Linked DNA regions of Homo sapiens: region 1 is linked to region 2. A link is a contact called in ENCODE Hi-C or POLR2A ChIA-PET data. All regions are on one chromosome and are shown on one strand. The core of a region is the stretch at or near the end of the contact, and the rest is flanking DNA. Distances in the headings are between cores, read along the strand shown. Region 1 overlaps SKI (SKI proto-oncogene). Region 2 holds the start of TNFRSF14-AS1 (TNFRSF14 antisense RNA 1).

Region 1 (5,499 bases), core at 440-2,939, 270 kb after region 2:
TGACCCCAGCCTGGCCCACAGCAGGTCCCTGATGAACGTCTGCTAGATGAAGGGTCACCCCACTGCTCAGTCCTTCATGGGGCACCCAGGGCAGCCCACTGCGGTCACCCTACCATGCAGCACAGCTCAGAGCTTCTACAGGCAAAGCCCCACCCCAAAGCCTGGACAAACTCCAAAAGCCCGAACCCCAAAAGCCCAAGGTGGGCTGTGCTCTCCTACGTGGCAACTCCCGTGCAGCCCTGAGCAGGGCAAGGAGGCGTGGGGACTCCTCTCCGGGGACTGGCAGAAGCTCGCGCTGAGGCACTCTAGAGACAAACCCTGCTGAGACCATCGCTGTCTCCTCCAGGTGCACCCCCAAATACCCTCACTCAAGAATCGGCTCACGTGAGCTATGGGCCTTCTCTGAAGATTTCACGGTTCAAGAAATTATAAAGCTATTTTTGTAAGTGCCATTAATATTTCACACATGATAATTCACTTTTCATATTGGGCTTAAATTAACCTATTTTCTGATTATTGTGGCACAGAGGAAACAGATTGAATCTGCAAGACAACCCCAAGCCCCAAAATGAAGTGAGAATACCAGCTTTAAAGGTTCACTCGGATTTTTCTTTCGCTTAAGTAGGTCATCTTTGCTGTTACTTTAGCGCTGTTGATGACAAAAAGCCAAATCTTTCTAAGGAAACTGAGTAGCAATTAGTAGCGCTCCCTCGGGGCCTTGGCACTGGCCCTCTTCCTCATGCCCCAGGGGGCCCCCCCACAATGCCAGAGCCAAGGGGCATCAAAACACAAAGACCCATCCATCCAGGGGGGAAGGTGCTGGAAGGAGGGTGGGGGCTGCAGAGACTGAGGGGGTGGGGGAGGGCCCAGCTTCTGTTCTGGTCCAGCTGCTGTCCCGGGGAGGGCTCCCTCTGCAGCCCCAACCTTGCTGGGGTTCTCCTGGGACCTCGGTCTGAGGCGTCCACCAGGGGCCAATGGCCAGGCAGTGCTGCCATGGGCTCCATGACGACCCTAGATGTGTGTGCTGACCCCGGGAAGTCTGGCCCCACTCTTCTCACCCTCCCCATCCAGCCTGAGCCCTGCACTCAGCCTCGAACCACAGACCCCAGATTTGAAACCAGCCTGATGACACTGGGGCCGACCACAAAGGAGTGGCCACACAGCCCTGCAAAACCTCACTTTCGGAATCCGAAAATTAGCCAGAGGTCCCCCAGGGGACACACTGGGGCGAATGTATCGTTCTTTTCCTCCGATGCTACTGAAGGTAAATGCTGAAATAGCTTAAAAGAATAAACAGACTCCCAAGAACAGCAAGCTGGCATGAGCATCCCCAGCGCCTGCATTCGCAGCTCGTCTGGGTCCCCTCGCTGCTTCAGTTCTGGGGTGAGGGTGAACGGGGTCTGCTCCCTCCCCGGACGCTCCTGCCAGCGACTGGCTGGTGGGAGGCGCGGCCCGTAATGGCCGCCTGGCTGCCTGCCACCCTCGCCAAAGATTGAGGGAGACAAACAGGCCTTTCCATCCAGAATGAGAGGAAACGCTGCAGAAAGAGAAAAATGCGGAACACAGAAGCGGCACAGGATGCTGCGGTCGCGGTTCTTGGAAGGCTGATTCACCAAGAATCGGACTCAATTAAGAGTGTTTCGTAAGAGCGGCAGGAGGGGGTGACAATGCGTCCTGCCATCCCCGGCTTTACAGGACGGCTCCGCAAGCCCAACCCTCACCCAAGCGCTAGCTGGGGCAGAAGGGGCCCTCAGACCAGTGAAGTATCTCAGCAGGTGCCCTCTTCCTCCTCCTCCTCCTGCCTACAAGACCTCAAACCACAGAAGGCATCGCTTGCCCCCAGCGCTGGCCCAGACACACGGCAGCGCACAGAAAACTCTGGGGGAGCCCCTGATGAGGTCAGAAGCTCTGACGACCCCAGCCCACCCGCCAACTGTTGTTCTGGGGCTGGTCTCTCTCCCCTGGTGTCTGGAAGCAAAGGCCCTGGGGCCTCATCTCAGATGCCCAGAAACACGTGCAGCACCAAACAGCCAGAGAGGTGCTCAGGCTGAGCAGTGCAGGGTGGCGGCTGTGTCCCCTCAGTTCCCAAGTGTCCCGCACAGAAGGCTGGCCTACCCCCAATCAGCTCACATCCACACTGCAGTCAAGAGTCCCCATCACAGCCACACCCTCACAGCTGCTCCCTGCCTGTGCCCTGGAGGCCCTCTCAAGAGGCTGAGAAGTAGCCTCTTCCCAGGAGCCCCGGGACTTGCCTGGGGCAAAGGCTCTGCCGGGGGCAGCCCAGGGCTGCCCTGCCTGATCTCTTAAGACCAAGGACTCCACCCCTTACAACCAACATCACCCTTGCCTTACCGACTCCCTCCCCACTCTAGGAACATCCCTGACCAACAGGGACCCCCGGCGCCACACAAGAGGGCAAGGGTCTCTGTGCTAGGGCACAAACAGCCATCCTAAGACCTTGAGGAAAGACTCCAAGGAGGGGGCTGTGGAGGTGGCATGTCCTGGAGCAACGTGGCCTGGAGGCGCCTCCTGCACCCCCTCTGTGGAGTGGCAAGCACCCCATGCTCACCCTGGCCAGGCCACCCCTTCCCTCTGCCCAGTCAGCCCAGCCAGGTGCTGCCCAGAGGGAGGCCAGGCCAGCCAGGCTCTTGGTGGAAGAGGACAACCCCTTCTCTGCTGTTTCCAAACCTCATCAGGGACGTCAACCCAGATGCTGCTGTGGGGCCAAACTGAGAGCTGTGGTCATCTCAAAAGGCTGGACAAGAAGCACACGGTGGGCTCGGGGGAGGGGAGAGCCGCTACAGCCAGCCCCGGGAGCACGACCTGTGCTGCACCCCCACCCCCACGATCTTGGTTCTCCTGCCCTGCCCTGCACCCCCCCACCCCCACGATCTTGGTTCTCCTGCCCTGCCCTGCACCCCCACCCCGATCTTGGTTCTCCTGCCCTGCCCTGCACCCCCCCACCCCCACGATCTTGGTTCTCCTGCCCTGCCCTGCGCGGGGCTCGGGGTTGGTGTAGCTCTGCAGTGCCACATTTGATCTTAGAGGAGGGGCCTCACAAAGTGGCCACGTGGTGACCAGCCCTCGAAGACTGGCTGGCAGGAGAGGTGGCCTGTAATGGGCATCTGGCCGCCTGCCACCCTCACCGAAGAGGGATGAAGACAAACAGCCATGGCCACTGAGACAGGTGTCAAGTCCTGACAGAGAGGAGGCAGGAGGGCCACCTCCGGGTCTCTGAGCTCCCTGCCTAGAGAGGCTCAACATAACAGAGGAGCTGCATCTCTAGCCTCTGCCTTCTGTGTGCTTTCTCACCAACCACTGCTCCTCGGGGAGGGGCAGCTGGGTCCTGAGGGCCTGAGCCACCAGGTCTCCTGCAGAACATGACCTTCCCCCAGCTCCACTTCCCGGGTGGGTGCAGCAAGCTGACCACACTGACAGCTCAGTGACAGGTGCATGCGATTCGGGAAAACCAGGCGGCACCGGGGACCTGCAGGAAGAGCGAGGCAGCTCCCGTCACCTGGAGGGGACCTGTCACCCAGCAGGCCCAAGGGTGGCTTCTGTGCACACCACTGCAGGCCTCACACACGTGGCGGGGGGAGGGGGTAGTTTTTGGAAGAGGGGATCAAAGGATGAAGACGAACTTGGTACCTGAGACAAGGTCCCCACCCCCACTATCACCAGCCTGAGGGCACTGCCATGACCCCAAAAATGCCAGCAGGCCAACAACAGCCCACCTCAGGCTAGTTTCATCCATGTGTGGAGGTGACCCACAGACAGCCACTGCCAGCTGACTCTGTGGCCAACCAAGGCCACTCAGGACAAGGGAAGGGAGCAGAGAACACATCCCACGACTCCCAGAGCAAAACCACCTGGGGGTCTCACGCGCATGCAAACAAATGTGCACGCACGAGCAAAGACAACTGTCTGCCTCTGAAAAGAGCCACTCCCACAGGAAACGACGACAACCAATCGTGTTCTCACTCCTAACCTCAAAATAAAACCGAATTCAGGGATCGGAACATGTACCTTTAAGTAAACAGCCCTGCTGGGCACAGTGGCTCATGCCTGTAATCTCAGCACTTTGGGAGACCAAGTCAGGTAGATCACCTGAGGTTAGGAGTTAGAGACCAGCCTGGCCCATGTGGAGAAACCCTGTCTCTACTAAAAATACAAAAATTAGCTGGGAATGGTGGTGCACACCTGTAATCCCAGCTATTTGGGAGGCTGAGGCGGGTGGATCACCTGAGGTCAGAAGTTCGAGACCAGCCTGGCCCATGTGGAGAAACCCCATCTCTACTAAATACAAAAATTAGCCAGGCGTGGTGGCACACGCCTGTGATCCCAGCTACTTGGGAGGCTGAGGCAGGAGAATCACTTGAACCCGGGAGGTGGAGGTTGGGGTGAGCCGAGATCGTGCCATTGCAGTCCAGCCTGGGCAACAAGAGTGAAACTCCGTCTCAAGGAAGAAAAAAAAAAAAGAAAGAAAAGAAAAAAGACAGACGAGAAACAGCCCTGAAAGCAGCCCTTGAGTGCCAGGCCAGGGCCAGGAGCGCCCAGGGCTCAAGGCGGGGCTCAGGGCTCGGGGTGGGGCCGGAGGGCGGTGCCATGCAGGAAGCTGGTCCATCGGGGACACACTGGAGACCCCAGAAAGGAGCCTGGGCTCATCCCCCAAGGTGAGGGGAGATCCCTGGGAATCCATCCATCTCACGGCTGCCACAAGCCCTGTCCTTCTAGGGGGAGACCACCCCCACGCCCCACACAGGGAAGGTGACGCATGCAAGACCCGTCCACACCCCCCCTGCGGCAGACCCTCGTAGCCCACCTTGAGACAGAGACCACCCCCACCCACAGGCAGAGCACACCTACCACCAACACTGCTATTTGGACTTGGATAAAACATTTGGACATTATCCATCCTGGCTAACACAGTGAAACCCCGTCTCTACTAAAAATACAAAAAATTAGCTGGGCGTGGTGGCGGGCACCTGTAGTCCCAGCTACTCGGGAGGCTGAGGCAGGAGAATGGCGTGAACCCGGGAGGCGGAGCTTGCAGTGAGCCGAGATCGCGCCACTGCCCTCCAGCCTGGGCGACAGAGCCAGACTCAGTCTCAAAAAAAAAAAAAAAATTGGATATTTCCATTTCTCACCAAATTGGAATTTTTCCTGTCCAAGGCCAACACTCTCTCATCTTTAAAATCTAAAGAAACGCATTCCCAAGTCGCCTCCACCTTCCCACACAAAATGGCAGTCTCCAGGCGCCCTGGAGCCCCGCACGGCCCAGGGTCCAGAGCACAGGTGCACCCTGGGCCAGGGCACCCCGGGCGGGAGGGTGCGCAGGGGCCCTCTAGATTTTCGCCCAGAGCTGGCTGCTGTGGGGCCTGCAGCTGGACACTCACGGCTGGACCACCGGGTCTGGGAAGAAAACGCCCTCCACTCGTTACTTTTCCATCCAGAGCTGGCTTTGTGGGCACGCAGCCATGTCCTGGGCTTAACGCTCTG
Region 2 (5,645 bases), core at 3,146-5,645:
GAAGCGGGAGGCAGCCAGCAGTGCAGAGACCCCAGAGCACGGGAGACCAGTGGCAGACAAGGACAGAAGGTAGAGGGAGAGCCAGTGTCGGGACAAAAATGGTTAGAGCTGGAGATGGACAGGACTGAGCTGGGGCCAGAGGACGAGGAGGGCAGAGCAGGATGGAAGGCCCCACCGCCCCCTCCCTGGGGCAGCCATCCCTGCTCCATCCCAGGCTCCGCTGGGGGACCCCAGCTCCTCCCAAGAAGCTCTGAAGTCTCAGGTCAGTTAGGGGCCCAGGGTCAGCATTTGAAGGTGTCCTCCCGAAGGTGGACAAAGAGCAGAGTGTTCACTTTCCCCAACCCCTGAAGCCCAGGGGCCCTCCCATGGCCCTGACATTCAGGGACACCCACAGCCCCAGGGGACAGGGGATCTGGAGGCAGCCTCCCTCTGGGCCTGCTTCTGGGAAGGCCCATCCTGAGCCTCCAGGAAGCTCAGATCTGATGAGGCTTTGTCTGGGCCCATGGAAGGGGTTATCTGGGGCACACAGGCTTCAGCCCTGCAGCTCTCCTGGACGCAGGCATGTGACCAGGGTGCCGCTCAGGGTGGGACCTTCAAGCCTTTCTGCTGGAGAAGACGGTCATCTCCCAGGGAAGCAACGTGGAGCCCCCTCCCCAGGGCACAGAGCTGGGCCTCCCCCGGGTTCACTTACTTGGTCTGGTGCTGACATTCCTCCAGGGTCCCATTGGGAGAGAAGGTCCCCGGGGGGCAGTTCTGACACAGGGTGTCCTGACTCTCGGTGCCTGAGAAGAGAGGGACGGACAGAGGGGGCTGAGGGCACCAGGCCAGGAGGGGGCTGGCGGCTAGGGACTGCTTGTCTGTGAGCTTCTAGACCTGGGTGCTCTACGGGTGATGGGAGGACCAGCGGGGAGGGGCAGGCTCCCTGTCCAGAGTCTTGGAGGTGGGGCCTGGGGTGGTGGCTCTGGCTGTCCCGGCCTTGAGTAGCTGGGATCTCATGAGTCCGGGAGTCCCTCTGTGTCCACATCCTGCAGTGCTGCGGGGGCTGCCCGGCCAGATGCAGGCCAGGGCTGGACACTTACTCCTCCTAGACTTAGCTTGAACAGTGGCATTAACCATGGTCACTCCCATAAACCCAGGCTCCAGACCAGGGGCCCGAGAGCGAGGCCTGGGGACTGGGAAGTCCCAGAACCCCGAGGTGGAGCAACCTGGGGTGGCCCTTCCTTGCCCCTTCCCCTGCCTCCATCACCTGTTCCCCACTGGGCTGCTTCCAGGACAGGGCTGAAGTGGGTGGGCCTGGGGCTGGCCAAGGTTCTGTCTCACCAGGGCCCCTGGGCAGGCCATGCCGTCGAGGAAACCTGGGGCTCCAGACAGCGGGGCACTGGGGACCAGGGTGGAAATGGGAGGGGTGTCCGCCACCCACCGCTTACCTCCCTTCTGCACCCTCTGGCCCGGGCTGGAGGTGGCGTAAGCGCGGCACGCGGCGCAGTGGTCCCCGTCCTGGACGATGCAGAAGTGGCCTGGGCTGCAGCCACACACGGCGTTCTCTGTCCTGGAGCAGTTCCGGCTCGCGCGCAGGCCCATGGCTGGAGTCCAAGAGGAGGGGCTGAGAGGGGTACGTGGAGGCCGGGACACCATCCACGGGCCAGGACAGCATCCACAGGCCAAGGACTGCTGCCAGGGCGCCCTGCCAGGCTGAACCCCTGGCTCAGCCAAACGAGGTGCCCAGAGGTACCCAGCATGGAGGACCTGAGGCCGGGAGGGACACCAAGGGACGGCAGAGCTGCGTGTGGGACGAGGGCTTGCAGGAAGGTCCTGGGAGGGCTTCGTTGATGGGAGAAACCAGCCTTCTGCCCAGATGGGCAGGACGCCGAGCTTGCACTGTCAGTTCCAGGGCAGGGTCCCGCAGGCAGGTCCTCGCCCCACGTGCCCACCCAGACACCCACCCCGCAAACGGGTTTCCCATCTGTGCAAACCAGGCCATTCCAATGGCAGAGGCAGGTAGGGTGAGAGCCCCACTTCTTCAGGTACTGGTGGAGGTGGGGTACAAGCTGGGCCTGGGCCCCTCCTGAGGGCAGCCTCACCTGCCACCTGTGCCCCCACATCCTCAGCCCAAGTAGACAGGTGCTTTCACAAGAGGGGAGGGGCATGGAACTGGGCATGCAGGTTGAGGTGTGAGCCCCAAATCCCAGCCTACATGCATGAACCCCCAAAGCACTCCAGCTTCCTCTTCTGTTCATGGCTAGCCCACCTGCCCTGTGCCTCCCTGTAGGCTCAGGCCCTGCCCCCAGGTGTGCCGTCAGCCCTGTCCCGCAGGTGCAGTCCTGCCTGGCCGCAGGGAGCACTGGCCATGCTGAGCCTGGCATGAGGCTCCAAGGGGACAGAGCCGTTGGCCGCATGGACAGGCTCTGCGCTCAGTGACTCAAAGGCCACCTCTGGGTCTGGTTCCCCTTTCTGTCTGCCTGGACTCAGGTGGGCACCAGCCTCCAGGTGACCTCTTCCCCTGAGGTCACAGGGGGAACCAATATCTGGAGGAGAAAGGGACAAGAAGCCCTGTGGGGAAGCAGCAGGCCCGAGTGCCGGCCGGAGAGTCCCAGCACCATCCCATTCCACTTTGCAGCTAGGGACGTGGGCACAGGAGAGGTCTGGGCACCCACCCCGGGCACCAGAGGAGCCAAGGACGAGGGATAAGGGTCAGTCGCCAAGCTCAGGATGGCCCACCTGGCGGTGACAAAGTGAGAGGTGAGACAGAGGTGGACGGGGGCCGGAGGCTGACCTCAAGGCGTCCCCTGCAGGGTGCATCCATGGAGATGGGGTTGGGACCTGGCCTGGGGCAGCCGGGGCCTTCCTGGGGCACTGTGGCCATGGAGAGAGGGTGCAGGGTGCGGGGGCATCCAGGCTGCCCAAGCGGAGGCTGGGCCGGCTGTGCTGGCCTCTTACCTGGGTCACACATTTGGCACTGCAGACACTTGCTTAGGCCATTGAGGTGGGCAATGTAGGTGCCTGGAGGGCAGGGTTCACACACTGTGCCCGTCAGCTCCCCGCAGGCCTCCTTCACACGATAACCTGCCGCCCAGAGAGTGGGAACTTCGCAAGTCTGCGGGAGGCCCCTTCGGGAGCCCACCCATCACTCCACCCGCGCCCAGAGCCCAAGCAGGGAGACACCAGCTAAGGGGACTCAAATGGCCCATGAGCCCCACGGGACACAGCAGCCCCATCAGCCATGAGCAGAGCTGCTCTGGGGAAAATCGGAAAGTTCTGGAAGCACATGGGGCCTCCTGGGACACCTGGCCCGGCTCTGGTATGTGCCCCCGAGCCCATGTCTCTGGCCACGGTGGGCCAGCCACGTCTCTCAGACCCACCCCCTGTGCAGTGTGACTGTGAGGGTCCCCCAGGGTGAAGAGTCCAAGCTGCTGGCCTGGGGGTTCTGCCCTCACTGTCTGCACACCTAGCCCCAGGGCTTCATCACACCCATGGCTGTGGGGGCAGAGAACACAGGGGTGTCTGGGGCAGAAGGGGGCAAGAGTGTCTGCCCTCGGCCCACAGAGCTGGCCCGCCAAAGGGCTGCACCTACCTGGACTGCACTTGGGGCAGCACTCGGAGCCCACTGGGTACTCGTCCTCCTTGCAGGACGGCAGAGCTGGGGCGTAGCAGGGGGCTCCCAGGAAGGTGAGATACAGCACCTAAGGGGGTCAGGACAGGCATTGGGAGATGCCCTGGCTGCCCTGTGGGCTCTGCCAGGCTTGGCCCCACAGCCTGAATCTCCCTCTGTGCAATGGGGAGGAGCGGCAGTGCCTGGTAGAGAGGACAGAAGCGGGCCCCAGGCCAGGCTCATGGAACAACCTTGCCGACCGCTGGAGCCCGGGATAGGGTGGGGACCGCCCCTCCTCCAGCCCTGATGACGCTGCCTGGCAGCGCGGAGCCCTGGGAACTGGAACTCTGCCCTCGCCAGGGACCCCACACCCCACACCTGGGAGCATTGAGCCCACTGGGCAGACAACCTGCCGGCCCCCCTGCTGGCCTAGGTTGGACCTGCTGACCCCTGAAGAGCCAGCAGGGGCAGCCAGGGATGGGCCCCAGAGGCTCACAAGCCAGACAGTGGGTGACAGGCTGATCAGGGCCACATCGGGGAGGGTGGCTCTGCCGTGGCCTCGTTCCTGGGCTGGCTGATGGGCAGTCGGGGGCCCCTGATGGGGATAGTGGCTGGACAGGCAGGAGTGCCACATGAGCATGGAGAGTATCCCCACCCCACCCACCTGGGTCCAGCCCCCTGCTGCACACTGATCTTATCACCTGTCACCAAGGTCAGGGCTGCCGGGGAGTTGGGTCACCTGCTCGAGGGCCCCGCCCAGAGACGCCCAGAGACACCCAGCCCCCAGAAGTGCCCACATCCGGCCAAATGGGGGCTCACCAGCTGCCCGTGGACGGAGTGGTGAGTGGGGGACACACGCAGGAGGAGGTCTGCTGGGTAGGGCTGTGGCTCTGCTGCTCACCCCACTGTGGTGAGCCCAGTGCTGGGGGTCTGGGTTGACCCGAGAGCCCCAGGCAGCAGGGGACGGGCTGGACGCCGGAGCCAGCAACGGCCAGGACAGGGGCATGGGGAAGAGATCTGTGGGAGGCCCTGGGGTCAGAACTGGGATCTGCGAGCAGACGGAGAGGAGGCTCGGGGGCTCACCAGCCTCAAGACGTCGGTTTTGGGGGTGGATCTCCAGGGAGGAGGCCCCCAGTCTCCAGGAGGCTCCATGCCTCAGGCTCAGACCGGCAGCTCGGGAACCCAGCTAGCAGGATGAACTCCAGCAGAGGAACTCAGCGCCATTGCTGCGGCTGTGGGCCAGAAGAGAAAGAGAAAGAGAAAGAGAATCCGCCTCGGTGTGACAAGCTGTGCCTCAGAACCCGAGCAGCAGGAGAGTGGGCAGCAGGGGGTGTCTGGCAGCAGAGAGGGGCTCAGGCCTGCTGGGTGGAGCGGCGCTGGGGGACACAGGTGGGCCCTGCGGGAGGCAGGAGCTGTCCAGGCAAAGCCGAGGGGAAGGGCCGGTATGAAGGAGGCGCCCGATGGGAGGGGCGAGTTCTCCCCCTGCACCATTCCAGTCCACTCCGGGTTTCCTGTAGAAGGGGGAGCCCCCCAAAGTCCATCTGTGTTTCCCCACCTCACTCACACACTCAGGGACCCTCGGCTGCTCCCCGGGGCGCTGACTGACATTTTTGCCGAATAAAGGGGCCCTGTGGGTTTCCTGTTCCCATCTCAGCTTCTGCTGAACAGGGTAAACTTCCCTTCCGAATAAAACCACCAGAATGCGGTCTGGCCAATTTCAGTCATAGACCCACCAGGCCTGTGTCCCTGCGTGAGGGGGTGGGAAAAGCCCAGAGTGCCCCTACCCGTCCCCTGGGAGGGGTGGAAGGGCAGCTCTTGCTCCCCCTGCAGAGACGCTGCGCGGACTGGGAAGGCTGCCAGCCTCGCCCGGTCTCCCTGTGGACCCTGCCCTGACCCCACCCCAGCTTCCTGGCTCCCTGCACCCCACTGGGCTTCCCTGCCCCACAGAGCCTGGTGGTAGGGAGACCTCCGGATGGAGACAGCCCACAGTCCCGGAGCCCCAAGGCAGGCACCAGTGAGTCCCTCGTGACGGCCTCGCTCCCTGCATCACATGGAA

The links. Hi-C counts contacts between places; a loop is a spot of excess contacts on that map. ChIA-PET counts read pairs that join two places held with the same protein, here RNA polymerase II (POLR2A). Pooled maps may share reads with other maps.
Region 1: a pooled map shows a loop between it and region 2 (2.4-fold over the local background). The contact joins the enhancer-like site here to the promoter of TNFRSF14-AS1 in region 2. A Hi-C loop is called at or near these places in 4 of 168 maps with a recorded cell type or tissue (B cell, CD4-positive, alpha-beta memory T cell, GM12878 and 1 more), 25 of 37 single-sample maps with no recorded cell type and 17 of 50 pooled maps. POLR2A ChIA-PET finds 5 or more read pairs at or near these places in 2 of 52 experiments (activated B cell and activated CD4-positive, alpha-beta T cell).

What each region holds. Positions count from the first base shown.
Region 1 is chr1:2,286,966-2,292,464 of GRCh38, reverse strand. All of the region lies in intron 1 of SKI (SKI proto-oncogene), which reads right to left. Among named protein-coding and RNA genes, the nearest start is that of SKI, 61 kb to the right of the region's middle. RefSeq lists an enhancer at 953-1,002. Within about 2 kb of position 1,689, at least 32 of the 41 ENCODE cell types and tissues checked have a DNase peak (open chromatin) inside an H3K27ac peak, as active enhancers do; they include B cell, where a contact is called at or near this core.
Region 2 is chr1:2,555,761-2,561,405 of GRCh38, reverse strand. TNFRSF14-AS1 (TNFRSF14 antisense RNA 1) reads left to right here and starts at 4,395. Exons shown (of 7, transcript NR_037844.2): 1 at 4,395-4,429; 2 at 4,710-5,645. TNFRSF14 (TNF receptor superfamily member 14) reads right to left here and starts at 5,035. Exons shown (of 8, transcript NM_003820.4): 1 at 4,673-5,035; 2 at 3,572-3,680; 3 at 2,938-3,063; 4 at 1,428-1,583; 5 at 692-782. The coding sequence starts at 4,741.